Regions from separate parts of the Homo sapiens genome. Here region 1 is linked to region 2. The links are chromatin loops, found by intact Hi-C in ENCODE. Cell type or tissue: heart right ventricle. All regions are shown on one strand. Each heading gives the region's core, and the rest is flanking DNA. Links, peaks and the distances in the headings are about the cores only. Region 1 overlaps GALNT17 (polypeptide N-acetylgalactosaminyltransferase 17). Region 2 overlaps GALNT17 (polypeptide N-acetylgalactosaminyltransferase 17).

What was found. A loop is a pair of places that touch in the nucleus more often than their neighbours do. Peaks named below come from ENCODE experiments on the same cell type or tissue, not always from the same donor. Only the 100,000 strongest peaks of a DNase experiment are listed, where the experiment ranks them.
Region 1: a loop joins it to region 2, with 6 times the contacts of the local background. A loop is called at or near these places in 2 of 110 quality-filtered maps.

What each region holds. Positions count from the first base shown.
Region 1 is chr7:71,654,844-71,671,400 of GRCh38, forward strand. GALNT17 (polypeptide N-acetylgalactosaminyltransferase 17) reads left to right here. Exons shown (of 11, transcript NM_022479.3): 7 at 10,568-10,753; 8 at 15,129-15,266. Among named protein-coding and RNA genes, the nearest start is that of MIR3914-1, 360 kb to the left of the region's middle. In heart right ventricle, for the core only: no CTCF peak of the experiment used is centred there; a DNase peak (open chromatin) is centred at 7,203; H3K27ac peaks cover 2,478 bases.
Region 2 is chr7:71,405,079-71,421,635 of GRCh38, forward strand. It overlaps GALNT17 (polypeptide N-acetylgalactosaminyltransferase 17), which reads left to right. Exons shown (of 11, transcript NM_022479.3): 4 at 10,811-10,985; 5 at 15,830-16,027. Among named protein-coding and RNA genes, the nearest start is that of MIR3914-1, 110 kb to the left of the region's middle. In heart right ventricle, for the core only: no CTCF peak of the experiment used is centred there; a DNase peak (open chromatin) is centred at 9,653; H3K27ac peaks cover 1,052 bases.

The sequences.
Region 1 (16,557 bases), core at 3,073-11,072, 250 kb after region 2:
AGTGGCACGATCTCGGCTCACTGCAACCTCCACCTCCTGGGTTCGAGCGATTCGTCTGCCTCAGCCTCCCGAGTAGCTGGGATTACAGGCACCTGCCGCCACGCCCAGCTAGTTTTTTGTATTTTTAGTAGAGAAGGGGTTTCACTATGTTGGCCAGGCTGGTCTCAAACTTCTGACCTCAGGTGATCCGCCCACCTCAGCCCCCGAAAGTGCTGCTAGAATTACAGGCGTGAGACACCATGCTCAGCCTACAAAATATTCAAAAATTAGGCGTAGTAGTGTTCAGCTGTGGTCCCAGCTACTCGGGAGGCTGGGGCAGGAGGAGTGCTTGAGCCCAGGAGTTTGAGGTTACCATGAGCTACAGTCATGCCACTGCACTCGAGCCTGGGAGACAGAGTGAGATCTTGTCTCTCAAAAAAAGAATCAAAGAAAAAGATTCAAAAAACTTTCTGCTACCTGGAAGGGAATTTTGGACAGATTAAAAGAAGTATTGATATACCCAGCAGTAGTTCAGATCTGATCGGGTAGTGTGTCTTCCATGATCTAGAAAACATTCCTGAATTCATTACTTGGGGAATTCCTGGCAGTCTCCAGATGATTCCTCAAGAAAGTCAACACCGGGGTAGGCAGCCTCTGCGGTCTGCTGTTTTCTGTTAGCAGAGGCCATAGTTCTGCAGACTGGGCCATGGTATCTTGAGATGCCAGAGCTGAAAGAAACCTCAGAGATAGCCCCCTGTCATTTACAGATGAGAAAATAGTTTCCGGGGGAAGAATGCATGTGCCTGACTTCTGGGAGAAATGGAGCCAGTGGCCTTTCCCACTAGAGAGTAAAATGATTGATCTTTCTTGGGTCTATCTCAGCTCTTGCTAGAGAACATCTCCCCACTGATTCCAGGCTAGGCTGGGCTGGCTGATGTTGACATACTGTAGGGTAGATTTGCACCAGAAGGGGTGCCAGGGAACAGCATTCTTAGAAGCATCAGGGTGGTTCTGGGTTTGTGGGAAGAGCGTTTGGGAAGAGACTCAAATCTAGCTCGTGTTGAGTTCTATAAGGGCCCTTGGTTGACTGACTTTAACTTTCTCTGCCTGGCATATTATATCTTCTAGTCTATTTCCTTTTCCTTTCTTTAATTTGTTCCTCTTTTCCCACCTCCTAGGCCCCCTCTCCAGACAATTTCGCTGCTTACTCCCTCCAGCCCCTCTCCATTCATTAATGTATGTACACATTCACTCATTGATTAAGAACTCAGAACTCTTTGGGTACTTACTTATGTTCCAGGCACAGTGCTGGGCAGTAGGGACACAGGATGACACAGTCTGTCCTCATTGAGGTAACAGCCTAGTAAAGAAGGGAGAAAGTAATTTTTTTTGCACGCCCACATGCTGGCAGGATCATGCAATTACAACCGTGATAAGGGCTATGCTAGCATGTTATAGGGAACTCTGTTTTTATCTGGGGCTTCCTTGAGTAAGCACTGATGGAGCTGAAAGCCAAAGTTTGATTAGGAGTTAACTAGGCAGATGGGGGAGGAGTGTCCCGGGCAGGAATGGGGCACAGGGGAGGACAAAAGGAAACATCATGGGATTGAGGGGAGCTGCAGAGATGAGGCTGCAGGGGGAGGCTTTGAAGACCACACGAAGATTGAGGATTTATTTTCAGAGTGGTCGGTGGGAGCCATCGAAGTTTGCAGGGCCGTGGAATGATCAGTTCCACCCTGGCTGCTGAGCGGAGGTCAGACTGAATGGAGTTGGATTCGGAAGTGGTGGCTGTGGTCCAGGTGGGAGATGGTCGTAGCTTGCACCAAGGTGATGAGGGAGGAGAAAATGATCTGGTGGTCATAGTGGATGTGAAAGGAAGTGGATGCAGTTGAGCTGTAGTGAAGAGGCATCATCTGCAGGACTTGGTGATGGATTGGCTGGCGCCTAGGGAGGAAGTGGTGAGGATGGTGCCTGGCTTTCTTTCTGGTATATGTAGCTTCCTTGCTCAATTTGAGTGACGGAGGTCGTGGGGAGAGAGAACACACTGTCTTTCTGCTCCGGGCCACCTGCTATAATAGCATGCAAGCTCTTTCAAGAGAGAGCTGCCCCCTGTTAGTGCCTTGAAGATCCCTGGAAAAGTGGCTTTCACATAATCAGGGCACCCAGGGTTCTCAATTTAATGGCACAATTGAAAACTCTCACCAGAATATTTTGGATCCAAACCTACTTATGCCCGAATGATCCTTCCTGCTGCTTTTGAGAAACTCCTGGCCTCTAAAAGTCACAGGACAAGACCAGACCTTGAATATTAGAATTCTATGACAAGGTGAGAACAGCTGCCTCACTGTTAGGGCAGTAGATTCCAAAGTGGGGTACACAAGATGATGTGGACCATTAGAGGGACAAGAGGAATATATTAGCACTCATATTCTAATGTCATTTTTGGATTTCTATATATCTAAATTTTTCATGTGTAAAATATATTAGCATAGTAGTATGTGCATGTACTGAAAAATAAATAAAGTAAATATATTGGAGAAGGTATGCTTTACATTTTTAAACATCAAAAATGTTTGGAGCCCATAGCCTGTGAGCATAGTGAATATAAATGAACCAGTCATGTTGGCTTTGATGGCTTGGCCTCCTCTTTCCTCCCTGGCTGCCTAGGCTCCTCAGTGACAGGTGCCCAGGGGAGCAGGTGGCCTGGGCAGTACCTGGCACCCTGCATCCTCATTTGTTGCCTGTGGCTCTTCCGGGGTCCCTGAAGCTACTATCCAGCTGTCCAGGCTGTGGCAGAGCACAGCCCTTGCTTAAATTCTTTCAGCTTCTGTAAAATTGAGTCATCAGATCACAACCCTGGAAATGATATTAGAAGCCTTCTAAGCTGGTGGCTCTCAAATGTGGCTACACATCTCAATCCCATGGGGGGCCTTTTTACATACACCCAGGTGCCTCAACTTCATCCCTGGGGAATGTGATTTATAGGGCTGGGGTGGGATCCAGGTGTTTGCAATTTTATTTCATTTTATGGATGGATGGATGGATGGATGGATGGATGGATGGATGGATGGATGGATGGATGGGTGGATGGATGGATGGATTGACAGGGTCTTGCTCTGTCATCCAGGCTGGAGTGCGGTGGCATCATCATAGCTCACCGCAGCCTTGAATTCATGGGCTCAAGTGATCCTCCTGTCTCAGCCTCCTGAGTAGATGAGACCACCGCCATGTGCCACCACACCTGGCTAATTATTTAATTTTCTTTTGTAGAGGCTGGTCTCGCCATGTTGCCCAGGCTGGTCTTGAACTCCTGGCCTCAAGGAATCCTGCTGCCTCAGCCTCCCAAATTGCTGGGATTCCAGTCATATGCCACTGCGCTGGGCCTAGTGAAAGTGTTTAGTAAATGATGAAGTTGAATGTATGAATGAAACATGTATCAAAAGATGTAACTAAACCAACGTGCCACTGAAGACTCTCCAAAATGATGAAAATCAATCCCCATTGACATTCATCTCCCATAGTGTGTCTTCTTCCAGGACATCAGCTGTCAGGAAGCAGAACAATGTGTCCTGCCTAAGACTTCCCAGACCCCAGAGTCTTGTGATGGTTTCTTTTGCCTCATCCCTTCCATATTCCAGAGGCCTGGGTAGTTTAGGGCAGGCTTTTTGCCCCAATGAATGAAGCTTCAGTATATCCAGTGGCTAGGGGTCATTCATAACCCTCCTTCTCCTTCCAAGCCATATCCAATCTATTGTTGATGATTTTGCCTATTAAAAATCCCTCGGCCAGGTGCGGTGGCTCACACCTGTAATCCCAGCACTTTGGGAGGCTGAGGCAGGTGGATCACTTAAGGTCAGGAGTTCAAGACCGGTCTGGCCAACATGGCAAAACCCCATCTCTACTAAAAATACAACAATTAGCCGTCCACGGTGGCACACGCCTGTCATCCCAACTACTTGGGAGGCTGAGGCAGGAAAATAGTTTGAATCTGGGAGGCGGAGGTTGCGGTGAGCCAAGATCATGCCACTGCCCTCCAGCCTGGGTGACAGAGCAAGACTCTGTCTCAAAAAAAAAAAAATCCCTCAAATCTATCTACATCTCTATTTTGTTGCTGTCACTAAAGCTATCAGCTCTTCTTCCCTGCAAAATAGCAAAGCATTCTTGTTTTCTCCATCTCCCCTCTTCATGCTGCCAGTCTTTTCCCCACAGTTCAGCCAGAGTGATCTTTTCAAACCCAAATTCTTCAGTGGCTTCTCATTTACAACAAAGATCAATTTCTTTTTAACATGACCTCCAGGTAATTGCCTGGTGTGGACCCTGCCTACCTCTCCAATATTTTCCACTATTCTCCTCTCTTCCAGCCCTACTTTCTGAATCCATTTTCTACGTTCCAGCCACATGGCTATTCTTTCAGCTCTTTGAATATCCTCTATGTATCACTTATGTATTGCAGTGTAAGCCCAAATTTAGTGGCCTAAATAACAATTGATTGGATTAAGATTCTGAAGTTTGGAAGTCTGGGCTGCGGTCAGCCAGGTGGTTCTTCTGCTCCACATGGCCCTGGCTATGCTTATGCACACACTGGCATTCCACTGATGGGTTGTCTTGGGGGTGTACAGTCTCACATGGCCTCACTCCCATGCCTTAGTCTTCAGCCATGATATCTGGAATAGCTGGGCCTCTATTGCTCCATTGTCTTTTATCCTCAGCTTCCTTACAGCCTGACGGGCTCAGAATTCCAAGAGGAAGAAAGTGCAAGCCGCAAAGTCTCTAAGGCCTAGTCCTGGGTTGTGTGAGACATCACTTCTGCATTCTGTTAATCAGTGCAAGTCATAAAATCAGCCCAGATTCAAGGAGAGGGGAAATAGGTTCAGCCTTTTTATAGGAAGAGCAAATAAGTCACATTGCCAAGGAGCATGGGTGGAATTGTTGCTGCCATCTTTGAATACAGTCCAGCACACCCTGCTCTCTCCTTCACAAGGTCATTGCAACTGTGCTGGCTGCCCCTGGGCTTGGGACTGTTGCCCACTTCCTCTACTCAGCTCAGCCTAGCCCTTCAGACTTCACCTTAGTATCCTTTCCTGGGGGATGCTTTCTCTGAGCCCACTGGCCACATCCTCGTGTTACACGCTAGATTTTTAGCCCTGTGTTGTTTTCCCTCATGGAAAAGCTCCCTTTGTGATGGTGCATTTCTGCCTGTGATTCTTTGATTAATGCATTTCCCTTGCTAGATTATCCACTTCATGACAGCAAGGACCTTGTCTACTAGCACCTCTCATTTCATCCCCCTGCCCAGCCCAGTAGGCCCTGAATGGATCATTTTTTGATGAATAAATAAATGGATGAGCGTCTGTTTCTGGAGTCACCACACCTCCTGGAGGCCCATATCCATTTAAGCAGGGCCACTTCCCCACTTCCCTAGCAAAGGGTCACCAAGAACCCTGCGGTGGGTTCTTTGCCTCCAGGACTGGTCCCAGAGCTTGGAGCGTGCCCTCCTCCTGGCCCATTCCAACCCATCTGGAAGTCCTCCTCCCTCCACTGTGTGAGGAGCCACAGCCTGGGGCGCTTTCCATTTGGGCACTTCCCTCTGCTCTTGGCATCAGCGACATGCCAGTCAGAGTCTTGTTCCTACCTTTCTGTGCATTTCTCTTCATTTCTTCAGCCTGCCTAGGAACTCACCATGTGGGCTGGTAAACACTGATGTAGAGAATAGATCCGCAGGACCCTTTCTTGGGACCAGCTGTACTTGGGATACTCATAGCTGGGTCTTATGTGTGGTAGAAACATAAACTGGATCGTTCCCTTTAGAGGGTACCCCTTTTGCTTCCAGACCTCTTGGGTGGACTCAGAGGCCAAGGTGGAATATCACTCCTTCCGGGAATACCCCTCCATAGGGGACTTAGCTGGACTGTTGGTTTATTGCTAAGGCTCAAAAGCCTTCAGTCCACTTTCTTGCATTTCTTTCCATCTGCTATGTAGGCCTGGTTGCTTAACCACTGGCAGACTTCACATCAGCTCATCATCACTTAGAGCCAGCCCATGAGCTGTGCTGGTGATCACCCCCAGCCAACACAGAGCAGAGCCTGAGGCCTGAAGAATCACTTGTCTCCCAGGCATCTTCCAGCCTCCCTTGCACAGCCATGCCGCCACTTGGATCCGTGCAGCAGCAGGCTTTGACCTCTGACCCTAGGATGTCATTGGTGCCACTGCAGATCCATGGAGCTTCCTCTGCATATATCTATATGCCCAGCTCTGTCCTCACTGTTTCCCCTGCTCACTGTGGTTACAATGCAGGTCAGAGGCACCAACCAGGCACCCAGAGTGAGGGACAGGGCTGTGACTGAAGAGAAGTCAAGGGGTCTACAGCTGTAGGTCAGCTCTCCCAGGGCAGGAAGGGCCAGTGTCTGCTGCTGTCGCATGTGGTCGGGGGTGTGGTTCTGACTCCTCCCCTTACTGACTGTGGGGTTATGAACCACTTTCTCCACCTCTTTGACCCTCAGTTTCCTCATCTGTGATAAGCTGATGAGGGAGTTGGTTTTGGTGCTTTCTGTCATTACTGGACTGGTCCTGGAGTTTGGAGCAGGCAGAGCAGGTATACTTGCCTCTCTAAGGGGAGGGGCCTGTGAAAGTGGAGAGTAGAGGAGAGATGAGCAAGAGGAGCCCTCGTCTTCTGTCTCACACAAGAGGTGCCGCTAATGACAGTTCATGTTTAGGATTTAAAATCCAGTCTGAGTCACTGGAGGTGATGAGCTAAAGTGCAGACTTAGGCTGAGGCAGGCAGGATAATGACCACAGTGCATGCCCAGTGATGGCAATGTTGTGGGCATCCAGGCCAGCAGCAGGATTCCAGGGCAGGCACTGACCCTGGCAGTTCACCCTGGGCTTGCTGGACCCCACAGCAGGGCATACCTTCAAGACATCTGCTATTCCAGGAGCCTCTGAGTCCTCCCCAGACTCTACAGGGAGAGCTGAGGGACTTTGGGTCAATGCACACTTAGTGTGCTGGCTGATATCCACACCACAGAGCCCAGGACAGGAAGCCCATGTCTCTGCCACACAGGACAGATGTGCTGAGCTTCCTGCCACCTGTCTGTTACACCATCTCCCTCCCCTTGTTTAAAAGGCTTGGTGTCCAGCACAGGGCTAACACAGCCAACATATGGCTCCTCCATCCTCTCACCTCCACTCCTAACAGCTACATCCACTTGAACCCTCTTGGGAGTTTGGCTGCACCCCAGGCATGAAAGCCATCCTGACCTTGGTCTGGATGGCTTGTGGAGGACATAGTGCCAAGTCAGACTGGCTTGTGGGTTCTGTTCCCACTTGGCACCTGTGTTCTTATGACTGGGTTTCAGGCTTTTGCTAAGGTCTCTTATGCGCCTGTGTCTGTCATCCCTGCTAAGTCCTTGAAGAGTTCTGCTTTGCTTCCATCCATCCTCCTGAGCCTCCCCAAACTGAGATTCACGCCCGAATCTACTTTCCCCCATCTCTCTGTTTATCTATCTATCTATCTGTCTGTCTGTCTGTCTGTCTATCTATCATCTATCTATTTTTATAATGGCTTTGTAGATATATTCACATACCATTATAATTCGTCCATTTAAAATGTGCCACTCAATGGTTTTTTCAGTATGTTTGAGCTGTGCAAAGTTCACCACAATCAATATTAGAATGTTTTCATCACCCTAAAAAGAACCACCAAACCCATTAGCAGTCACTCTACCTTCCTCCAGCCCCCTGCCCACCACCTCCCAAGCAACCATCAATTTATTTACCAGACATTTCATATAAATGGAATCATAGAATATGTAGTCCTTTGTGATTTGCTTATTTTGCTTAGCATGCTTTCCAGGTTCATCCATGTTGTAGCATGTATCAACATTTCATTTTTTTCCCAAATAATATCCCATCATATGGATATGTTACATTTTATTTATGCATTAATCAATTGTTGGGACATTTGCTTAATCCAAGGTCATGAATTTTTACTCTTATGTTTTCTTCTAAGAGTTTTATAGTTTTAGCTCTTATGTTTAGGTCGTTGATCCATTTTGAGTTAATTTTTTATATGGTGTGAGGTAGGAGCCATGTCCATTCTTTTACATGTTGTTCCAGCACAATTTGTTGAAGATATTATTCCTTAGCCCACTGAATTGTCTTGACACCCTTGTTGAAAGTTAGTTGACCATAAGTGTGAGAGTTTATTTCTGGACTTTCAGTTCTATTCCATTGATCCGTATGTCTGTCCTTATGCCAGTACCACACCATCTTGACTATAGTAGCTTTGTATTAAATTTTGAAATTGGGGAGTGAAGTCCTCCCAGTTTGCTCAAGGTTGTTTTAGCTACTTGAGGTCCCTTGTTTTTCCTTACGAACTTTAGGATCTGCTTGTTAATTTCTGCAAGGAATTCAGCTGGGATTTTTATAGGGATTGTGTTGAATTTTTAGATCAATTTTGGGTGTATTACCATCTTGACAATGTTAATTCTTCCAATCCTTGAACATGGTATATCTTTTCATTCATTCACTGAGTCTTGCAACATCATTGTGAGACCCTGATTCTTTATATATTGTCCGTACCTTGAAATTCAGCCGCCTTGTTTTACTCTCTAAGACACCAGTTTCCTGTCTCTATTCCCAGGCCCTTTGCCAACATTTGGCCTCCTTGACTTCCTTCCATGGCCAGCAGCTGGGTCTAACCTAACATGCGAGGGCATCTAGCTGTCCTGTCCCAGATCAAAGAAGTCTGGAACATCTATTCTCTACTAACCACTTAGCCCACAATTCCTCCTGGAAGAAGCAAGCAAAGTGAGGATTCTTGCTTATGGGAGAATTTTCTATCTGTATCGTTTCCCTGTGGTATAACCGAAGTTGGGAAATAGAAACAGAACATCATACACGCAAAACAAATTTTGCCACCAAATTCAGCCAACAAAAGTCAAGAAGGGGGTATGTAGACACTCAAGAGTGTCCCAGTATTCTTGCTTTGGTGGTTACTGGGAGACTAAAGGTGGAATGGCTTGAAGTAACCCATCTTGGAATGAGCCTACCTGAGTCAGCTCACCTGCAAAAACTGTCACTTATGCAGAGCATACAGTGTCTTCACAGCAGAACAGCCTCACAGGCTCCTGAAACTTTTCTGTCATTTTCCTTTTTTTCCACTGGTACTAGGAACCTCATTTCCATAAATTAATTTTTTTTTTTACAATAAGGTTTTTTTTTTTTTTCCCACCTGGACCAAGAGAAGTTGGATAGTCCAGCTTTCCTTTTGGAGCAGGTCCTTACGGCCTAGGTGCCTGCCATCCCCATGCAGAGGGATGAGAAGTCCCACATCCTTGGGCTTTTGCATCCCTCAAAGGCAGCCATCATTGCAACTTTCTTTCTGAATAGTTCAGTAATAGCAAGCGACAGCTGCTCATAATGGCATTGGAGTGGATGCTTCCAGAAGGCTTGGCATCTGTACCTGTAGGACTCCAAAGTAGAGCATATTAACAGTGTAGAACTAGGCTGGGAGTAGTGGCACATGCTTGTAATACCAACACTTTGGGAGGCCAAGGTGGAAGAATCGCTTGAGACCAGGAGTGTGAGACCGGCCTGGGCAACATAGCGAGACCTCATCTCTACAAAAAAATTTAAAAATTAACTGGGCATGGAGGCACGTACCTGTAGTCCCAGCTACTTGGAAGGCTGAGGCAGGAGGATCACTTGAAGCCAGGAGTTCAAAGTTATAGTGAGCTGTGATCGCACCACTGCACTCCAGTCTGGGTGATAGAGAGAGACCCTGTCTCAAAACAAAATAAAACAAAACTTAACCCAGAACTAGATCATTATATACATCTTGTGCTGATATGAATAAAGATCTGTTTCTTAGTATGAATTTTCCATTCTACATTGGCAGGGCGCAGCTTCAGCCAGATGGGAAAGGCAGCCTTCAGGGATGTCAGTTGTGCATTATTGAGAACATAAGAAAACTCATGTGTTGCCATGGGCAGCTTAGGTTTATGGGCCTTTCTTACCTAGAGGTGGATTTTATATCCTGAGCTGTTGTTTCTATAAGAATTCTCCCAAGCCTCTTTTTTATATGTTTTAGTCAGGTTAGGTTAGACCATGCTGCAGTAACAAACCAACCTTGAACTCTCATTGGCATTATTTATTTATTTATTTATTTGTTTAGAAACAAAGTTTTGCCCTGTCACCCAGGCTGGCGTGAAGTGGCACTATCTCAGCTCACTGCAACCTCCACCTCCCGGGTTCAACTGATTCTTGTGCCTCAGCCTCCTGAGTAGCTGGATTATAGGCGTGCGCCATCATGCCTGGCTAACTTTTCTATCTTTAGTAGAGACGAGGTTTCACCATGTTAGCCAGGCTGGTCTCCAACTCCTGACCTCAAGTGATCTGCCCACCTCAGCCTCCCAAAGTGCTGGGATTATAGGCATGAACCACCGTGCACAACCTCTCATTGGCTTTATATATTAAAATGTATTTTACGTTTATGCAAAGTCAGCTGAACCATTGCTTTTGGGCTTGGGGAGGGGGCATAGCCTCTGGGAATTTCTTTTTCAGGCTGATGAAATCTTTGTACCCCTAGGTATGGCTCTGTGGGGGCAGCATGGAGGTCCTTCCTTGCTCACGGGTGGCCCACATTGAGCGGAAGAAGAAGCCATATAATAGCAACATTGGCTTCTACACCAAGAGGAATGCTCTTCGCGTTGCTGAGGTCTGGATGGACGATTACAAGTCTCATGTGTACATAGCGTGGAACCTGCCGCTGGAGGTAGGGATCACCAGCCTTTCCCCACCACCCCAGTACAGTGATCCTTACTGTTTGATCACTATTTATTTAATAAACCAATCGTTCCTCCCCAGAAAATGCTCATGCTTAGAAAAATTATGAATGCATTTCAAAGGGATTCACAGATGTCTCAGCTTTAGAACTCCTGCCTAACTCCAGGGCTAGCACAATGGAAGTCTCTTTAAATCCACTTACAGAGATTAGAAGGGTCTTAGTGTGTTAATCCCAGTCTTATTATGTTAATCTGGCTGCCCTGCTCCTGATGATATGCTGTGTCCAGGAAGTTCTTGCCCAGATACTTCACAGCAGACTCTTCATCCTGCCAGTGTGTGACTTCCCATGGAGCTCCAGCTGCCCCGTATCATATGCCTTTACTCTATGCCAAATCCCCTAGCTCTTCAGCTCTCCTCCACATTCTGCTCAGAAGATGGCCCAAGGAAATTTCCATGTTACTGCAGCCCCACAGGAGTGTCATGCGGTAGTTGTATATTAGCGTGGTTTGAATCCCAACTCTATCATTTATGAGTCAGGAGATCTTGACCAAATCCACTCATCTTCTCTGTACCATTCATCCCTTGGTATCCACAGGGGATTTGTTCCAGGATTCCCTGTGGATAGCAAAACTCACAGATGCTCAAGCCCCTGATGCAAAATGGCATAGTGTTTGCACATAACCTAAGTATAACCTCCTGTGTGTGTATATATATGTATAAAATATATATTTATATAATATATAAAATATATAATATAAAGATTTATATAAATTTTTTTATGGCAGCACAAAATTTTTTTAATTTTATTTTTCTATTAGTTATTGGGGTACAGGTGGTATTTGGTTACATGAGTAAGTTCTTTAGTGGTGATTTGTAAGATCCTGGTGCAACCGTCACCCGATCAGTATACACTGCACCATATTTGTTGTCTGTTATCCCTCGCCCCCCTCCCACTCTTCCCCTGAAGTCCCCAAAGTCCATTGTATCGTTCTTATACCTTTGCATCCTCATAGCTTAGCTCCCACATATCAATGAAAACATATGATGTTTGGTTTTCCATTAGAATAATACTCTCGAATCTCATCCAGGTCGTTGCAAATACTGTTAATTTATTTCTTTTTATGGCTGAATCATCTCTAGATTACTTATAGATAATACAATGTAAATGCTGTGTAAATAATTCTTATGCTTTATTTGTATTTTTTATTGTTGTATTGTTCTTACTGGGCTTTTAAAAAATATTTTCAGTCTGCAGTTGGTTGAACCGATGGATGCAGAAACCATGGATATAAAGGGTTGGCTGTACCTTATTTTCCTCAGCTGTAAAATGAGGATAATAGCAGATTCTCCTTCTTGGGGTGATTGTAAGAACTAAATGAATTTATACATGTGGCATGCTGAGAGTAGCACCTGGCACAGAGTGCATTGTTCGTCCTATGCTGCACAGCAGGGTAACCTGCACCCTCAGCCACAGCTCAGTTTATCTCCTCAGCCAGAGCACCCATAGGTGTCTGAGCCATGCTGGAAAGTCACCTGGAGTGGTGCCCATTGAGAGATGGCAGCCCCTATGTATCAGGAGGCTAGAGCCCAGAACAGAAGAAATACAGTTGAATATGTGCCAGATATGTGGGTCAAGAAGATAAAAGTGAATTTATTCAATGTTGTTATAAGTTTTGAAATACATTCTCAAGAATTAAAAAACCCCTTCTGGACACTTAGCACTTTTTAGCTGTTAAGTAATAAGTGCTTTTAGCCATTATTACTATTATGTAAAGATAGGTAACATTCGTTGAGCACTTACTATGTCCCAGGTACCTAGTAAGTCGTTATTTGTAATATCTTATTTAATTCTCATAACAACCTCATGACATAAGAACTGTCTGCCTCAGTTTCCTCATCTATAAACATGGATTATTAAAATTTATCTGATAGGACTCCCGTGAAGATAAAATAAGGCTGAGAACAGAGCTTAGCAAATATTAAGAGTTCCATAAATGCTAGCTTGATATGAATGTATTATGATGTTCATTTTACAGATGAAGAAATTGAAGCTATGAGAAGCTAAAAGGGGCTCGTTCAAGGTCCCACACAAAGCACATGGGCAGGGAAGTCAGTTCAGGTCCTCATACAAAACCTCACCCCAGCCCTGTGAAATAGTGAAATAGGTATTATTATTATTCCTGTTTTATAAAGGGGAATTTTTTTTTTTTGAGATAGGATCTCACTCTGTCACCCAGACTGGAGTGTAGTGGTACGATCTTGGTTCCCTGTAACCTCCGTCTCCCAGGTTCAAGCCATCCTCCCACCTCAGCCTCCTGAGTAGCTGGGACCACAGGCTTGCGCCCTCTACCTGTCTAACTTCCGTATTTTTTGTAGAGACAAGGTTTTGCCACGTTGCCCAGGCTGGTCTTGAACTCTTTGGCTCAAGCAATCCTCCCACCTCAGCTTCCCAAAGTGCTGGGATTACAGGTGTGAGCCACTGCGCCTGGCCTCAAGTTTTGACCTGGAATGGTGGTGTGACTTAGAGTTACAAATAACTCAAGTCTTTTGACTGTAGCCAAGTGCTTTGTCCATGACTGCAGACAATCTCTGGTCCCAAATGCCAGTGGTAACCTACCAGGCTTTTAAAAAATGACCATTAGCTCACGCCTGTAATCCCAGCACTTTGGGAGGCCGAGGCGGGCAGATCACCTGAGGTTGGGAGTTCGAGACCAGCCTGACCAACATGGAGAAACCCTGTCTCCACTAAAAATGCAAAATTAGCTGGGTGAGGTGGCGCATGCCTTTAATTCCAGCTACTCGGGAGGCTGAAGCAGGAGAATCGCTTGAACCTGGGAGGCAGAGGTTGCGGTGAGCCAAGATCGCACCATTGCACTCCAGCCTGGGCAACAAGGGCCAGACACCATCTCAAAAAAAAAAAAAAAAAAAGACCATTTCATGGATCATACTAAATATATTAAAACAAAGAGTTAAAAGTTACTGCTCAGGGTTGTCTTTGAGGTTGAATAAGTTTGACATTTAAAGGGATTTCCCTTTAAAGTCATTGTTTGACTGCCCAAGTGATCTTAATGACATAATTTGAAGTCTTCTCCCAGGCCCCCCAGTGCATCCTGTCTCTGCTAATTCCTGGCCATCTTGCAGCTGAGTCTGCAGAGTCATATTTCAGATACTTTATTTTCCCTGTCAGCACACAGCAGCCATTATGGGTTCATTTCTGTAAAAGCAGAGTGAATTATTCATTAGAACATCATTACAAGCTTTGCAATGGAAAATTATTTTCACTTCTGCATGTAATGAACTTCGCAAAGAGCCAACAAAAGGAGAAATTTTGCAGGTATAGGAAAGAAAAGACAGGAGGTGGTTGTAGGCATTTATTTTCTTGTCGTAATCAAATAATTCCTCTAATAATTGTCTCTGATAGTTACTAAGGAAATGCGTAAGAGCAGAAACTGAGAATGTAGGTCGTCAACATCAGCGTGTCCCAGAAATCCATTTGCACAGCAATGATAAGGATGGTTGACCTGTCTGGGACCTTTATTGCTGTAGGTTCCTGATTTTGCTTAGGAAGGAGGATTCCCTGGCCTGGGTCTGGATGAATCAAATAGGTCTCCTTAAACCACCCTTCTGGCCGGGTGCAGTGGCTCACACCTGTAATCCCAGCTCTCTGGGAGGCCGAGGCTGGCTGATCACTTGAGGTCAGGAGTTTGAGACCAACCTGACCAACATGATGAAACCCCATCTCTAAATATAAAAATTATCCAGGCATGGTGATGCAAGCCTGGAATCCCAGCTACTGGGGAGGCTGAGGCAGGAGAATCGCTTGAACCCGGGAGGCCAAGGTTGCAGTGAGATGAGATCGTGCCACTGCATTCCAGCCTGGGTGATAGACCAAGACTGTGACTCAAAAAACAAAAACAAACACCCTTCTGAATAAGCATACGAGGCTTAAGATCTTTTTTTTTTTTTTTTTTTGAGACAAAGTCTCGCACTGTCACCTGGGCTAGAGTGTAGTGGCATGATCTCGGCTCACTGCAACCTCCACCTCCTGGGTTTAAGTGATTCTCGTGCCTCAGCCTCCTGAGTAGCTGAGATTACAGGTGCCCACCACCATGCCCAGCTAATTTTTTGTATTTTTAGTAGAGACGGGGTTTCGCCGTGTTGGCCAGGCTGGTCTCAAACTCCTGACCTCGTGATTCACTCACCTCTGCCTCCTAAAGTGCTGGGATTACAGGCATGAGCCACCGTGCCCAGCCCAGGCTTAAGATCTTCTATGTGAAGGTTTCCCTGAAAGTGACTCCACCTGTGCCCCACTCTGGCCAGAGCTCCACAGTCACTAACACCCCTTGGCTTCTCTCTCCTTTCAGAATCCGGGAATTGACATCGGTGATGTCTCCGAAAGAAGAGCATTAAGGAAAAGTTTAAAGTGTAAGAATTTCCAGTGGTACCTGGACCATGTTTACCCAGAAATGAGAAGATACAATAATACCGTTGCTTACGGGGAGGTAATTCAGACCGTGCATGCTTTTGGCTTGGAATGCTGTTCAATATGCTGTGGGTTGCTTCGCTGGGGAGAAATAGAGTTGCTCATTCATTCATTCAATGAGTGGTTTTTGGAGGTGCTGGCCCTGATAGCAAGATTCTCTCTAGCTGGGGGGTTGGGGTAGGGAACAAATGTGATGAATGTTACAATGGACTATGGATAAAAGACTATGATAGTCTACTTTGCCTGAGATATGTAGCAGATAATGAATCCTGTTTGGGAAATTTTGACTTTGAGGTCCTCTGGGACCTGTAAATGGAGATATTGAGCAGGAAGTTTGGATGTAACGAGAGGCAGGAGGGTTGGAGTCCTCCATTGCTCTGTGCTGTGGGCTGGAATCACTTATCAAAGAAAGGAGGAAACGTTCTCAGATTGTCTATGGTGTGATCATATCACCTTTCTAAACCTGAAAGCAAAGCGATTTTTCTCTTATTACAAATACCATCAATATGCATTTGAGAACATTTTGGAAATAATAATACTAGGGATGAATATTTGAGTGCTTTTGAAGTACTGGGCACTATTCTAAGTGCTTTTTGCATACAAATTAATTTCACCTTCACCTTATGAGAGATTAGCGTTATTTCTGTTTTCTTGATAAGAAAACTGCAACTTAGAGAAATTATCTAACTTACCTAAGGTCACAGAGCGTGTAAGTCACAAAGCCAAGGTTGGACTTGGGGATCTGGATACCAGAGATAACGTGTACACTTTGATGTGTGGGCCTCCGGACTGTGTGTGTGTGTGTGTGTGTGCGTGTGTGTGTGTGCATGTGTGTGTATATGTGTGCATGTGTATATACCCATGTATTTTTTTTACTAAAACCATTCCATTCACAATGCCTAATAATTTGAAATTTTACTCAATAATATGGAGGATATATAAGTGTATCATGAAATATTTTTTGTCAGTAATTAATGGCCGCACATGGTTCCACTTTTTGTGTAAGCTGGGCTTTGCTTGAGAACATAGACACTGGTGTCTTTTCCAATTTTAAAATATCACAAGTACCATTGCTGAGAACATCTTCATATAGAAACACTCATGCATCCACCTCATTCTCCCTTGTGATGCCTGTTTGAGATGGAATCGGTGACACACAGTCAGGCCAAGGAGCAGAGAGCCAGGTGCTCTCAATTTGGCTGAGACACCCCATTAGCTCTGCAATCGGGTTTTCTTTCCTGGGACTCCCTGTGACTACCAGGTTAAAGCTAAGAAGAATCCCTTTGACTTAGGAGTATTTACATTTTTCT
Region 2 (16,557 bases), core at 5,407-13,406:
TACACACTGATAATTAGTCTGTAATCAGAAGTGTGGGTGCTTCCAAGCTACTTGAGGGAGCCAGCTCTCAGGACAAGCCCAGGCCAGGCCACAGCAGCTTTGTATTAGCAGACAAATGACTTGAGATTTCACAACATCACATTCACAGGAATCAGAGGTAACAATGGTGATGCATGTAGGCATGCCACTTACAAATGGTGTGACCTAGGGAGAGTTGCTGGCCCTCTGTCTTAGTCCATTTGGGGACTGCTATAAGAAGTACCTCAGGTTGGGCATTGTGGCTCATGCTTATAATCCCAGCACTTTGGGAGGCTGAGGTGGGAAGATCACTTGAGGCCGGGAGTTTGAGACCAGCCTGAGCAACATAACAAGACCCCATGTCTACAAAAAATAATAATAATAAAATATTAGCCAGGCATAGTGGTGCATGCCTGCAGTCCCAGAAATAATACCGTAACTACTTTGTATCCATAAAAATAAAAAATAACAAAGTTAAACAAAAATGCCTTAGACTGGGTAATTTATAAACAGTGAAATGTATTGCTCACAATTCAGGGGGCTGGGAAGTCCAAAGTCAGTGTCTGGTGAGGGCCTAGTCCTCATAGATGTCTCTCTATGTGTTTCTATGTCTTGTAAGTGGTGAACCAGCTCCCTGGGGCCTCTTTTGTAAGGACACTCATCCCATTCATGAGGGTAGAGTCCTCCTGACCTAATCAGCTCCCAAACACTTGCCCTCTTAATACCACCCCATTGAGGCATTGATTGGCATTTAACATGAATTTTGAGGGAACACAGACATTCAGCACATAGCACACGCTCTGTGCTTCCGTTTTCTCATCTGTAAAATGGGGTCGATCGTGCCTTTACCTCACAGAGTCTTTAAGAGGTATGAAGGAATTGTTGTAGGCCAACAGCATGTGGCTCTTAATAAGGACCCAGTAAGTATGAAGACAAATGTTGTGGAATGTTACGAGTTTCCAAGACAGCCCATTCACTGGTTAAATTACCAAAGGAGATCTAATTTGGCTGACTAGTGTTCTGGAGTGTTTCCTGATTAGCTGACATTTTTAGTGAGCTTGGTTAGCAATTTGGGGATATAAATATTTCATTATAGACACAGACAAGCATAGTATTTGAAATGTTTGAAAAATAGTGATTGTCAGCAGAAAAGGAACTCTGGCATTGGTGGAATCTGCCTCCCCAGTTGGTATTCTCACTGAGAAACTAACAAAGCTTCCGCATTGGGCCCCTTACTTGCACGGGTGCCCTTCGAGGTCATCTGATGGCCCCTTGTTGTGTGTTTACATGTCATGCATTTTTGGAGAACTTACAAAAGTAAGCTTTTAAAATGTTTCTCAAAGAGAATGCCTCAAATTGTGTAAATTTCAGGTCCCACAAAACCCAGGTTCATTTCTGGGATTTGCTATCTCCATTGGACAGATAAGAAACCCCCTAGGTTGCATGAGCAGAATATGCAACCGAGTTTCTCCCCGCGCCACCATCTTTTCGTTCATTTTTAAAGATAATATTTTAAAACTTTGTCTAATAATATTTTTAAAATATTTTAAAATAGTCTTTGTAGGGCTGCTTTTATACATTTAGCTGATTGGTTATTTCAGGCATAAAGGTATTCTCAGGCGCACCTGTATTTCCAGGTGGTTTTTTTTTTTTTGAGATCGCATCTTACTCTGTCACCCAGGCTGGAGTGCAGTGGTGCAATCACCGCTCACTGCAACCTCTACCTCAAGCTGGGCTCCCACTTCAGCTTCCCAAGTAGCTGATACCCAAGTGTTTTCAGTCTGTGTTTTATGTTCTTTCTAGGGCATCAAAGCTAATTCTTACATATATAAAATATTGAAATCTCTCTGAAAAAAAGAAAAAAAGAGATGATGCAGAAATGTCAAGTGTCCTGACTAATGTCTGTGCCAAACTCTGCGTTGAAGACCATTTTTTCACTGTGATCTCTGTCATAAATCCCTAAGCACAGAGAACTGGAAGTTTCCATTGGGGTGGAGAGAAAGGCCGGCATCTGGGAGGGCCCAGGGTATGGTCACCATGCAGGGGCTGGATTCTCTCCACATCCAGTCTTGAAGAGCTCAGGAACTCAAGTCCCATCAGGATGAGGAGTCTTATCTAAGTGTCTCACCAAATGCTTCCAGACAGAGGTAGACTTGGAAACCCATGGAACAAGCTAGGAGCAGAGATGTGCCCAGGGAGAAGGTGGCCTAGGAGGAACCCAGGGGAGGGGCAGGCCAGCTGACCAGACTGGGCTTTAGGAGCAAGCCTGCAGTCCATCAATTACCAGCATGGGGGTTGGAAGAACCCCCTGGCCACAGAATATGAATCAGACCTTCAGCAAGGTCAAGGGTTTTAAATTCACACACACGGTCCAGGCATGGTGGCTCATTCGTGTAATCCCAGCACTTTGGGAGGCTAAGGCAGGAGCATCACTTGAGCCCAGAGTTCAAGACCAGCCTCAGCAACATGGTAAAACCCTGTCTCTTCAAAAAATAAATAAAATTAGCCGGACATGGTGGTGCATCCTTGTAGTCCCAGCTACTCAGGAAGCTGAGGCAGGAGGATCACTTGAGCCCAGGAGTTGGAAGCTGCAGTGAGCTATGATCCGGCCACTGCTTTCCAGCCTGGGTAACAGAATGAGACCCTCTCTCAAAACAAAACAAAATTACACACAACATAAAATCACCTCTTCTGCACCGTCAAAATTAACAGACATAAAAGACCACATATTTTACGACTCCATTTTCATGAACCATGTGTATTAGGCAAATTTATAGGGGCAGAAAGCATGTTAGTGGTCACCAGGGGTTGGGAAAGGGGAGATGGGGAGCAGCTGCTCAATGGGTATGGGGTTTATGTTTGGGGTGATGAAAAAGTTCTAGATAGTGGTGATAGTTGCACAACATTGCGAATGTACTCAATGCCAGTGAATTGTATATTGTAAAATGGTCAAAACATTTTAAACATGGTAAAAACAATGAAAAAAGTGAACCAGTGCTTTTGAGATGTTTGGGGTTTGCGTGAGAACGACCTGGGGGTGCTGGCCAGTTCCACTAAGGCCCACTGAATTAGGGATACCGAGAAAGGAGCCTCGGAACCTGCATTTTCATAAGGTCCCCAGTGATTCTCACTCTGGGAATACTGGCAGGCATTTTCATTCTATTTTGTTTCTTAATTGGAACGTGCCATATGTGCTATGTTCTCGTCCCCAGCTGTCACAACCCATGCATTCACAGTGAGCAGCATGCCCAAACCTCAGCAGCTGCTGGTGGGGAGAGGTGTTGGTGATAAGCGTGGCAGTGGTGGCAATGGGAGTTGATGGTGTCAGAAGGAGTGTTGATAGAATTGTGGCAGTAGTAGCAGTGGTAGCAGGAACAGGGAATGAAAGCAGAAGGCAGGACCATATGGGATCCTTGTCCAGGGACTGACCTAATTGTGAGATTGCCCCACGCAGAGGTGGCCAGCCATCAGGATCCCAGTATTGGAGCCAAGCTTGGTGGCTCACATCCATAATTCCAGAGCTTTGGGAGGCCAAAGTGGGGAGCGGGGGAGGGATTGCTTGACGCCAGGAGTTTGAAACCAGCCCGGGTAACATAGCGAGACCTCATCTATACAAAATAAAATAAATTAGTTGGGCATGGTGGTGTGTGCAGGTAGTTCCAGGTACTCAGGAGGCTGAGGCAGGAGGATCGCTTGAGCTCAGGAGGTCGAGGCTGTAGTGAGCCGTGATTGCACCACTTCACTCCAGCCTGGGCAACAAGGCCAGACCCTGTCTCTGTCTCTGTCTCTGTATATGTGTGTGTGTGTGTATGTATGTATGTATGTATGTATTTATATGTATTTTATATATATATACTGTATATGTGTACATGTGTATATATACATATATATACACACATACATATATATGCACATACACAAACACACACACACACACACACACACACACACACACATTTAAATATATCTATATTTTAAAAGATTCCAGTTTTGGAAATGGCATGCCAAACCCTCACCATGTAGGCCAAAGTCACTTCCAAGGGGTTCAGTTTTTTAGATGAGGCAGGACAAGTAGGTCGTAGGCAGTGGGGAAAGTGGAGATGGACAGGGCAACACTGGGATTCTGGAATGTCAGCTCAGTTGGAGTAAGCTCTGGCCCACACTCAGGGTCTAATTCATCCCAGATGGAGTTAGGCAGGGGGGTAAATGCTAAGCCAGAGCCACCCAATATGCACTTAGCAGACCAGTTGATGCAGCAGCTCCCCATTTGAAGCTTGTAAGAAATACAAGTTCTTGGGCCACCTCAGACTTACTGGTGATTCGGATGCAGGTTAAAGGTAGAGGAACACTCACTCATCTAAGCTTAGACAGATTCTCCTGAATCTCCATACTCTGAAGGGCAATTGAAATATTCAGTAAGTCTCATCATCAAGGCTTAACAACTGTGTGAGGGTTGAGAGGTCAGGTTGCCCACCATTGTGGATGTGCAGACTTGGCCAAGTCCTGGACTGGGTGGCCACTTCCCAAGTACACATAAAAATCCCAAGCACTGACACTTTTGCATTGGTTCTGGAAGCAGGTGGAGCTGAGTCTGTTTTAGGACCACCAGGTTCGTATGTCCACTGTGCAGTAACAGATCAATTATGCTGAGACAGCAGGATTTGCAACAGAGAAAGAGTTTCATGAGTATAGGGTAGCCAAGTGAGGAGACAGGAAGAGATCCTCAAATCCACCTCCCCAACGATTTCTGGGCTGGGGCTTTGAAGGGGATCATGGAAGGTGAGAGGCTGGAGAATCAAGGTCATTCATTGATCAGGGTAAAGGGGATGAAATTATCAAGATGTGGAAACTGCGTTCTTTGGTGAGTCAGCTTCTTGTGGGGTCCTTCAGACCAGCTGATGTCAGCAGTTTCATTGGTATGCAGGACATGAAAGAATATCTCAAAGGGAAAACTTAATATTTTATAATGTTCAAGTTGTTATCTATAGAGCAGTTAAAGGGGACTGTAATCTTGTAACAGGGTCTATTGTCCTAGTCATTCTAGGACAATAGGCACTAAGAAACTATGATGAAACAGGTCAGAGACTAATGATTAATGCTGAATGTGCTGCACGCTTGGTTTATTTTAATTTTCCCCTCACTTCTTTCCTGATTTTTTTTTTTTTTTGAGACAGAGTCTCACTCTATTGCCCAGGCTATAGTGCAGTGGCATGATCTTGGCTCACTGCAACCTCCACCTCCCAGGTTCAAGGGATTCTCCCACCTCAGGCTCCTGAATAGCTGAGATTACAGGCGTGTGCCACAAAGCCAGGCTAATTTTTATATTTTTAGTAGAGACGGGGTTTCACCACGTTGGCCAGGCTGGTCTTGAACTCCTGACCTCAGGTGATCCACCCACCTTGGCCTCCCAAAGTGCTGGGATTATAGGTGTGAGCCATCACACCCAGCCTCCTGATTAATTTTATAAAGTGTATAGGGGCAATTTCAAGTCTACTAGGTCAATACTTGCTCCTGAGCAGGGCTCTGAGCCCAGGGATGGTACCGATAGTTTATTCTGTCATATCACTGAAAGTGCGGGATTGAGACAGAATTCTGTAATGTTCTTTGCTTTAGTTCTTACCGTTTTGTAGCTTTCTTTTTGCCAATTTATGCTCCATGAGCCTGGATGACATGTGTTTGTTTTATTGTTAAGGAGCAGGTATGCATACCTCCCTCTCCAGTCCTTCCTGATCACAGGCAGTGTTCGCTTCTCCCCCTCAACCTCCTCAAATGCTGTTTATCAAAATCTTAAAAAACACAATGGTTCCCAAATGGCACTTGGCCAATTTTGTATTGGATTTTATAACATTTATTTTTGTCGAAATGAGTTTCTGCATTTATTTTTGCAGAAATGAGTTTCTGTTTTCTTCTCTGAGTTTTTTGTGAGGAAAAAAGAAAGTAAGATGTTTTTCTTAGTGTTCTTATAATGTCCTAGAATGGTTTCATCTGTTAAGGATGATAAAGGATCTTAGGTGAAGGGGTGACTTTCTTTTTTTTTCTTTTTTGAGAGAGTCTCGCTCTGTCACCCAGACTGGAGTGCAGTGGCACAATCTCAGCTCACTGCAACCCCTGCCCCCTGGGTTCAAGCGATTCTTCCACCCCAGCCTCTCGAGTAGCTGGGGTTACAGGCATGTGCCACCACGCCTGGCTAATTTTTGTATTTTTAGTAGAGATAAGGTCACACCATGTGGCTAGGCTGGTCTCGAACTCCTGAGCTCAAGTGATCTGCTTGTCTAAGCCTCCCAAAGGGCTGGGATTATAGGAATGAGCCACCGTGCCTGGCCAAGGGGGTGACTTTCTAACCAGTGTCAGGTTGGGGATTTGTGTGCTTCCATGGGAGCCTGGGGGCCTTGTTTTACTTGGCTAATTTATAGACTCATTCACTTTAAGGTGAATTTGGGCTCTTGCACCCCACCTCTTCTTCGGTTTCTCTCCGTTTTCAAATCTCAACACCCTAATGCTCTTAGGCTGTCTCAGATGTGTTCCACCAGAGCCAGGCTTCCTGGAAGTCCCTCTTGAGATGTCCCACTCATCCAGTTCTCCTTGTATTGACCCTGCCCCTGCAGGAGACAGCTGCATCTGCAGGGATTTCTTTTTTCTCACTGGTACTATCAGGGGCCTTCTGTTTGTCTTGATCAACGGACCATTCTCAGCTTGCATTTTCTCTAATGCATTTGACTTTCCTGACCCTGGAGGTTGAGCAGCTTTTGGAGGACAGGGACTCTGAACCTTCTCACCCACAGAGGCTCCTTTAAATATTTATAAAATGAATGCACATATCCTTCTTCCAGAAACTCTGCCAAACACTTCACAGGATAATGCTTCGGAACTGGTGTCATAGGAGCATTATCCTGTAAAGTGCTGGACTCTGTTTCAACACCTGCAGATGATGCTCTTGGGCTCTCAGGTTTGAGAACTTCATTTCCTCCTTGGAGTCCCGTCTGTACCGCCTTGAGTATGGCTTCTCCAGCCCTTCTTCCTTCTACATTCTCTATCCAGCCCTGTACAAAATAAAAGACATTAGCTGGGCATGGTGGTGCACGCCTTTAGTTCCAGCTGCTCGGGAGGCTGAGGCAGGAGGATTGCTTGAGCCCGGGAGGTCGAGGCTGCAGTGAGCCATGATTGCTCACTAGCCCTCCTTCCTGCCTCCTAAATACATGTGTTCCACAACGTGTGGTTCTAAGTCTTCTTCCCTGCATTTCCTGGAACTGTCACCTTCTCTCCTAGGCCATCATCTCCCTTTTTTTTTTTTTGAGACGGAGTCTCGCTCTGTTGCTGAGGCTTGAGAGCAGTGGAGCAATCTCGGCTCACTGCAACTTCCGCCCCACCAGGATCATGCGATTCTCCTGCCTCAGCCCCGCTGAGAGGCTGGGATTACATATGCCCGCCACCACACCCGGCTAGTTTTTGTATTTTTAATAGAGACGGGGTTTCTCCATGTTAGGACATCATCTCTTATCACTCAGTGCCTGACACCTCTGCCCTGTTTTCTCACCTCCAGACCATTGTCGTGGTTCAGCTGCCTACCCCAGAATGTCCTCTGGCCCCCTCAACCTGTCCTCAGAGAAACTCATCAACTTGTTCTTCTCTTCTCTTCTTTTTCTCTTTTTAAATCAATCTTATCTGGCTAAGTGTGGTGGCTCACGCCTGTAATCCTAGCACTTTAAGAGGCTGAGGTAGGGGGATCACTTGAGGCCAAGAGTTCGAGACCAGCAGGGCCAACATAGCAAAATTCTGTCTCCACTAAAAATACAAAAATGAGCCGGGCATGGTGGCAGGCACCTGTAGTCCCAGCTACTTGGGAGGCTGAGGCAGGAGAACTGTTTGAACCCAGGAAGTGGAGGTTGCAGTGAGCTGAGGTCACGCCACTGTACTCCAGCCTGGGTGGCTGAGCAAGCTTCCATCTGAAAAGGAAAATAAAATAAAAATAAAATAAATCAATGGCATCTTCCCAGTTTCCTAGACTGAAACTTTGATGCTCATGATACTGTCATCTAAGTAGATCCAATTTTTCACTTAGGTGTTTTTTGGTGTGGTATTTTAGAATAGTGAGAGCTCACGTCCAGATCTGCTGCATAACTTAAACAACTTTTTCCGTTAATGCTCCCAGCCAAAACAGTTTCTCTGTCTGTGACTCCTCACAGCACTCTTCCTCCGTGACCATTTTTTTTGGGCGAGTGGGGGCCATTAGCCTCATTTACCTTATAATATTGAATATTATAATTTGTTTTTATTTTATTTTTTTTTTAGGCAGAGTTTCGCCCTTGTTTCCCAGGCTGGAGTGCAGTGGTGCGATCTCGCCTCACTGCAACCTCCGCCTCCCAGGTTCAAGCAATTCTCCTGCCTCGGCCTCCCGAGTAGCTGGGATTACAGGTACCCGCCACCATGCCCAGCTATTATTTTTTGTATTTTTTTTTTAGAAGAGACAGGGTTTCTCCATGGTGGCCAGGCTGGTCTCAAACTCCTGATCTCAGGTGATGCACCTGCCTTGGCCTCCCAAAGTGCGCCTTCCTATAATTTTTAAACGTATCTCATCTCCTTAACTCGATTGTAAGCATCTTGAGGGAGCACTTGTGTCTGAATTGTCTTTGAGCACAGGCCAGAGCACAACTCAGTATCTTATAAAGTCCAGAATCACACTGCAGGGACTGGGAAGGAAGCCTGCTCAGTGTCACTTGTTCTTAAACCCTGATCATTGGAGGTGGCATCTACCTTGATGTTTCCATACACTGTTGTTTGGAACAGTGTATCCCTGTACATTGTAAGAGTGAGAATGGTGTCTACTGCTATACAGTAGGCCCTAGACTTTATAAATCATTTTGGTGGCCAGGCACAGTGGCTCATGCCTGTAATCCCAGCACTTTGGGAGGCTGAGGTGGGTGGATCACCTGAGGCCAGGAGTTCGAGACCAGCCTGACCAACATGGCGAAACCCCATCTCTACTAAAAATACAAAATTAGCCGGCTGTGGTGACACATGCCTGTAGTACCAGCTACTCGGGAGGCTGAGGCAGGAGAATCACATGAACCCAGGAGGTGGAGGTTGCAGTGAGCTGAGATCGCGCCACTGCATTTCAGCCTGGGCAACGAAAGAGAAACTCCGTCTCAAAACGTAAAAATAAATAAAAATAAAAATGATATTGGCTAGTTAGAAAGACAATCTGTTGTTCATAGGAAGTTATGTAATTGATCAACATTAATAATTATGATAAACCAATTATTATTAGATTTACCATTTATTGAATGCATATTGAGTGCTTTCTATATAGCTTTTCCTTTAGTTGTAGCAGCCATAAGGCTAGTACCAAATGATTAGGCCTTATCCTTTTACTCCTTTAATACCTCCCAAAGCTCTTTAGATGTGAGAAGGCCAGTGGTAATGACCCACACTTTCTTTTGCCAACCTTGCCAATCCCTACCCATATATCTTCCCTGAAGTCTCGCAACTTCTTAACAAATGAGGAACTCATTTGATACCCGGATGTGGTGAGTGATGTAGCCAGGAGCTGACATCCTGTTCCTGGGAAGAGCCACGACTAAGTTGCAGGTCACGTGGCAGCTAAGAGGTAACAGTGCCTCCAGAACTCCTGGCATGGTGCCCAGCGCTCAGCATTCAGAATATTCTCCCTGAACTTACAGAGATTCCTGCAGTCACAAGCCAACCCTGGTCAGCAGGCGGGATTCCCCTTGTAGCATTCCATGACCTGTGGCCTTTAGTGACATGTCCCTGAGTCCCCCAGCACCCATGCAGGACATGTACCTGGAGTGCAAGTATCTAAGAATCCCCTCCCTGTTAGCCCCTCCTTTTCCTCCCTATACCTGGTGATTTTTATGCACACAAAGTATCACTTTTTTTTTTTAAATGCCTTTAGTTTTATTTATTCTTAAAATTAGACACCAGGTCTTTCTCTGTTGCCCAGAATGGAGTGCAGTAGTGTAACTATAGCTCACTGCAGCCTCCTGAGTTCAAGTGATTCTTCTGCTTTGGCCTCCCGAGTAGCCGGAAGTACAGGTGCACAACACTGCACTCAGCCAAGTATCAGTCTTTATGTCTATAGAGTTAGATTCAGTTGAGTTGTGTTTCAGCTCTCCCGTTAGCCCATATGTGACCTTGGAACAGGTTAGCCTCCCTAAGATTATGTCTTCATTTGCAAAATAGAATTAATTTAGTTAATTAATGAAATTAATCTAGCAACCTCCTAGGGTTTCTGCAAGGATAAAATTAGCTCATAGAAATGAAGCACTTTGCCACCTGCTTGTTGCAGAAGGGAGGGTATTCAATCCCTGGTAGCATTAGTTCTGCCTCCAAGGTAGCATTTCTACTACTGAGCAAAGACTTACATTGCATCCCAAGGCACGTACTGTAAGAACGAGTCTGTGTGCAGATGGAAAAGCCCATATAGAATTTGATAAACCGGACAAGGATTCTGGCCAAGTTTGGAGGAAGGGCCACTAAGAAAAGGAATCTTGAAGGACGTCTGCCGGCTCATAGCAGCCGGGATATAAAAGCCAGGCCTGGTTCCCATCCCGCTGTACGGATTGCAAACTGTCAGAAGATAGCTGTCCTGGGTGAATGCATCAGAGATGTCTTCTGACTCCTAGACTGATGAGATTTTCTTTTCTGCCAGAATTACTAACATGCGATTTTTTTTGAGATCTTTGAACTCCCTGAAGATCTGTGGGCATTGCAGTGGGTTAGATGCAAATTTGAAATGACATGTTTATAGACCTTCTTGCATTTTTGTCATTTGCAGAGGAGCTGAAGGTCCCCCTAGAGGAGTATGTCCACAAACGCTACCCCGGGCTGGTGAAGGTGGTAAGAAATCAGAAGAGGGAAGGCCTGATCCGCGCTCGCATTGAGGGCTGGAAGGTGGCTACCGGGCAGGTCACTGGCTTCTTTGATGCCCACGTGGAATTCACCGCTGGCTGGTAGGTCATGAGCTGAAACTCAGGGGTGCTCAAGACCTGCATTGTGGTTGAGAGGGGCTGGAATCTGGGAGGTGGGACATTTCACCTGTTACCTGTAGTGGCACTGGGAGACTAGAGAGAGACTCGTCAAAGAAGAAAGTGAGACCATTGTCTGGGATAAAGCTAGGGAGCAGGGAGAAATTTGTCTGCCGTCTGTTCAGTTCACCATCATTGGCATCATCGTCATCATCATCGTCATCAAAATCCCCAGTGAAAATGTTTTATCAGGCTGGGCATGGTGGCTTGCGCCTGTAATCCCTACACTTTAGGAGCCCAAGGTGGGTGGATCATTTGAGGTCAGGAGTTTGAGACCAGCCTGGGCAACATGGTGAGACCCTGTCTCTACTAAAAATACAGAAATTAACCTGGCATGGTGGAGCACGCCTGTAGTCTCGGCTACTTGGGAGGCTGAGGCAGGAGAATCGCTTGAACTTGGGATGCCAAGGTTGCAGTGAGCCTAGATCGCGCCACTGCACTCCAGCCTGGGTGACAGAGAGAGACTCCATCTCAAAAAAAAAAGAAAAAAAGAAAACGGTGTATCAATTAGATAAAACTCAACAGAATCCTTGCAAATGGTACAAGACAGTCATATTTTTCTTGTTCTCTTTTCCTTCTTTGCTGCTCTGTTTGCAGGGAAGGATGGTTGTCTGTCATTGTGAGAAAAGAGATATAGTTATAATTCTAACTACTCAGGTAAAGCTCCCCAGAATGTATGGGATTATCTTTCACATCATTCGGAGGAAGGTGAAGCGCATTTTCTGCAGATAGGCCCTGATATTTTTCCAGGTGAAAAGAACAGAATGTGAGAAATTGGTTGAGTGTACGGGGAGTAGAAGATTTTGGATGCACAAAGAGTGAGGCCACAAAAATGCCAGAATCATGTTAAAATTGGAATAGGACTTTCCAGTTTTAAAGCATGGTCAGATAATTGTTGCTAAGTAACCAATGATCCATCAAGTTAGAGGTTAAATAACCTGTACCCTGGGTTGCTTAATTAGTAAGAAGCAGAGTCTTGTATTTCACAAATATGTTTATTTACACTCATTGAGGCCTTCTTGAGTAAGTGTTGTTCACTGTACTAGATTTGAAGAACCAATATCCCATCACTAATTAACATTAAAATGTCTGTTCTTCTTCATTTGCAACAACCTCTAGAATCCTTTTAATGGCAGGATAAAAAGACAATGTTTATGCATGTGACCACGTAAGAAACCCAGGGCCACTGATAACACTGACCCCTTCAAGTGCATGCTGGGGTCTATTGCCATCTCGGCCGCCAATTTTCCCTCCCAGTTTTTTGCTGTCATCAAACCCTGGTGACACCCAGCTGCATGTCTTCAGCCCTCATCTCTCTCCTGAGCTCCAGAGCTGTTTATCTCTAGTAATAATCATTCCCAAAGTGTGGCGCCCCAGACCCACAGCATCCGCAGAATCTGAGAACTTGTCGGAAATGCAAATTCCTGGGCTCCACTCAGTCCCCTGAAATCAGAAGCCGTGCAGGTGAGATCCAGCGATCTGTTGTAATCAGCCCTCCAGAGGACTCTGATGCATGCTACAGTTTGAGAAGCACTGAGCCATAATGGAAGCCTTCTGAAAAAGATTCAGGCGAATGTTCCGTTACAGCCTCAGGCCTGGCATACCTTGTCTTTTCCTTGGCATCATTGCCTCCTCGTTTCTTTCCTTTCAAAACTGAAAGGACATGGCCCCGACACATGTCCCTTTCCCTTGATTTTCCCCTTGCCATCATGTTACTCATCCTGTCAACCTCCACCTCCAGCCAGTTTTGTCTGCCATTTCTCCTGTCTCCCTCTTTCTCTCTATCTTGACCACCACTCTCCTAGCTTGGTTCTTTCTTGACATTCACCTAAACCAATGCGGTCACTGCTGGAACTCATTCTTTTGGCAGATACTTGCTAGATGCCTACCATATCCCTGGTGCTGTTCTAGGTTTGGAGTTTGGCACTGAGTGATTTCTCAGGACTTTCAGTGGTAAGGCTGGAAGAGTACTGCACAAACTGGGACAGTTGGACACTAAGCTGGGGTTCAAAATCCAGCAGGTTTGGTATCTGCCCTCAAGTCTACAGTCTAATTCTAGTCTACCTAATCAAATCCACCTATCATCTAATTCTCACTGATGTCTGTGACTTTAGTCTTTGCCATTCAGACGCATTTTCCACACTTCTACCCGGGTGGCATAGAACCCTCTCTGAATTAAAACCCCTTGGCAGTTCTTCATTACAAGGTAGACAGTGTGTCTCAACTTTTACCAGGTTCTACTGCAATAAAAGTCTCCAGTCACAATGACTTACAACAATACATGTTTCTCTCTTGTCTGCATGGCACGTCAGCTGCGGTTGTCTGGCTGTGGCTGTGCTTGATTTCTCCTCTGTGTTCTGAGAGTCAAGGAATCCTCCTGTCTAGGACATTCCATCTTTGTGGCTCAGGGAAAAGAACAGTGGCTGAACTTCGAAATGGCTGTTTCTGCTCTGATGTGACACCGTCATTTTGCTCACATCCCATTGGCAAACCAATTCACATGTCCAAGTTAAATGGGAATTGGAGACTGGGGGAAGGAGTGTGCTTCTCTAAGGAAGCATTGCAGGCCACCTGGTAATAGGCAGGACATCCCCAGGGAGGAGGGAGCAAATTATTGGGAATCGTCATACATTGTCTAGTAGACAGTAAGATCAAAATTCTCAGCCGCAGAAATATCAGTGGGACCAGGCGTGGTGGCTTACACCTCTCAGCACTTTGGGAGGCTGAGGCGGGCGGATCACCTGAGGTCAGGAGTTCGAGACCAGCCTAGCCAACATGGCGAAACCCTGTCTCTACTAAAAATACAAATACAGGCGCCTGTAATCCCAGCTACTCAGGAGGCTGAGGCAGGAGAATCGCTTGAACCTGGGAGGCGGAAGTTGCAGTGAGCTGAGATCATGCCATTGCACTATAGCCTGAGAGACGAGTGAAACTCCGTCTCAAAAAGAAAAAAAAAGAAATATCATTGGAACCAAGGTCTTCTGCCTCCATACTCAGTGACTCTTTCGCTGCTGATAGATGGGCTGAACTGAATGCTTCTAATGCATGATCTGGACTTGCATGGGGTTCATCATGGTTCATCAAAGAGGTAGTGGAGCTTCAGAATTAAGACATGAACCAGACCAGCTAGGTTAGAAACCTCCTTCTACCACCACTTGGCTGTATAACCTGGGGCAAGCTACTTAACCTCCCTGGTCCTCAGTATCCTCATTTATATAATGCTGATCATTGTATCTACCTCATACGATTATCTTGGGGGTTGCATTAGTCAACACATGTGAAATATTTCGAATGGCCCCCAGCACTAGTAAGTGCTTAATAAAGATCAGCTATCATTAGCTCATAAGGAAAAATAATTCGTGTTCAGAGTTGATTAGCAAAGGCAGCTGCGCAGTCATTGTGACTTGAATAAGGTGGGGAAAATGATCTAAGAGTTGAGAGGAAGAACTCCCACGGGAGAGGTGGTACTTGGTCTTGGGACCAGGTGGTGAGAGAGGTGTGGGAGGTGGTACTTGGTCTTGGGACCAGGTGGTGAGTGAGGTAGGAGAGATGGTACTTGGTCTAAGCCTCCTTAGATGGCTGTGCTCTCTGCCAGTAGCAAAGGGCATCCCCAGGGGAGAATTTCATGAGTGGAGGCTTGGCCAGGGCCATGGTCCTAAGCCTGCCTGGAAGCCTTGGAAAATTAGTGCCATTTGGCTTCAGCTTATATGGTGTGTGCAGAAGTATTGGAAGCAGGTAATGGCCCAGGGTATATTTTATTGCTCATTTTAAATAGAAAGATGAGATGAGCCAACAGGTAATTCAATAGCTGCAAATGAAAAGAGATGGGTTGTCGACTGTGTGTTCTCATTATTCTTCCCGATAATGCAGAGGAATGGGATTTTCGCTTGACTCTGTTCCAAAGCCTGCATTCTGTTATAAGCTGGGAGATTAATGCCCTGGCTTAGGAGAGCCATCTTCTCCTTCTCGAATATGGGAAATGATCCCTTCCCGCGCCTGCCTCGGAGACACACGATGGTGGAGGTGTCTGGCCATCTGCTGTCTCCTAAGCCAGTCGGGCTACACCTTGAACCTGGAGCCAGATTCCTGACGAATTACCTGCTGCAGCCTCGAGCTGGGGAAGTGAGCAGGAAGCTGGGATTCTGCCTGCCTTTGCATTTAATTAGTTTCCAGTCTCCTATTGCTAACCAATTCAATTAGATCCCTTTAAGAAATCAATTAAATCATCAATTAAAACAACTGAAATAATCACACACACACACACAGAGAAGCTAGTGAAATGTGTGTTAAAACCAGGCCATCCGGGCAGAAGTGACCTATTTTGGGAAAGGGAATTCAGTGCCAGCAGAAAAAACAAGCGGTGGCAGTCAGTGCCCTGGGGGGAAACTGACGACACTGTATAAAACTGTCATGCAATGTGAATCATGGAGTCCACCGTCAGTATGAGAAGTGAGACTTGGCACTTTCTTGGGAAGGAGACCCCATGTTCTGAACTCCTCTTGCTCCAGGCTTTTCGGGCCAGAGCAGGCATCACTCTAGTGATTCCAACAAGGGGAAAGGGGTGCGCTGATTTCACACGCTTCACAGCCCAGGAGTGAAGCTGCAGGATCCAGCGTGGGCAGGTCCCTGGGAGCCTCAGTTTGCATCTGAGTTCCAGCCTTCCCAAAGCCCAGCCTTAAGTAGCTAAATGCTGTTCATTCCGTGTGGTCTTGGGAGGTGTGCCTCACGGGAGAGAAGAGAGGTTTCATGTCTATTTCTCTATGTTTCAGGGCTGAGCCGGTTCTATCCCGCATCCAGGAAAACCGGAAGCGTGTGATCCTCCCCTCCATTGACAACATCAAACAGGACAACTTTGAGGTGCAGCGGTACGAGAACTCGGCCCACGGGTACAGCTGGGAGCTGTGGTGCATGTACATCAGCCCCCCAAAAGACTGGTGGGACGCCGGAGACCCTTCTCTCCCCATCAGGTCTGTGGCTGGTGAGCCCTGGCGGCCAACGAGCCCCCAAATTCAAGGGTAAAAAGGAGCTACTGAGAGAGGCCAGGAAAGCCTGCCTTGGGCTCGAGCAGCTGTGTGCACACAGCTCTCCAGGAGCCGCCGTTGTCTCAGGATCACAGCTTTCCTGCAGAGGGAGGATGTTGCATTTTGCACCTTTATGTAAAGTTTTCAAGTGCAGCTTTCCAACAGCGATACTGAGAAGTTTCAAACTGATAGTAATGTTCACACTTCTTTATTCTTCCTCGTATAGGAGGAACTGCGTTCAGGAGCTTTTAAGGATGAAGTTTGAAAGTTATTTTTTCTGGGGCTATTTTATACTTGAAGCCTTGTACTGTTGTCATGTTTGCACTCTTTTTCATGATACAAGATCATATAGAAAAGGACAAGGGGGTGTGGCATTCTGAGGAACTGGAGGGATGTTGGGGAGCTCTTTATGGCTCTTGCCCCGGGTCCCACCCAGCTGCCTCTCGGGATATGGAGATCAATATCTTGAGGCATAC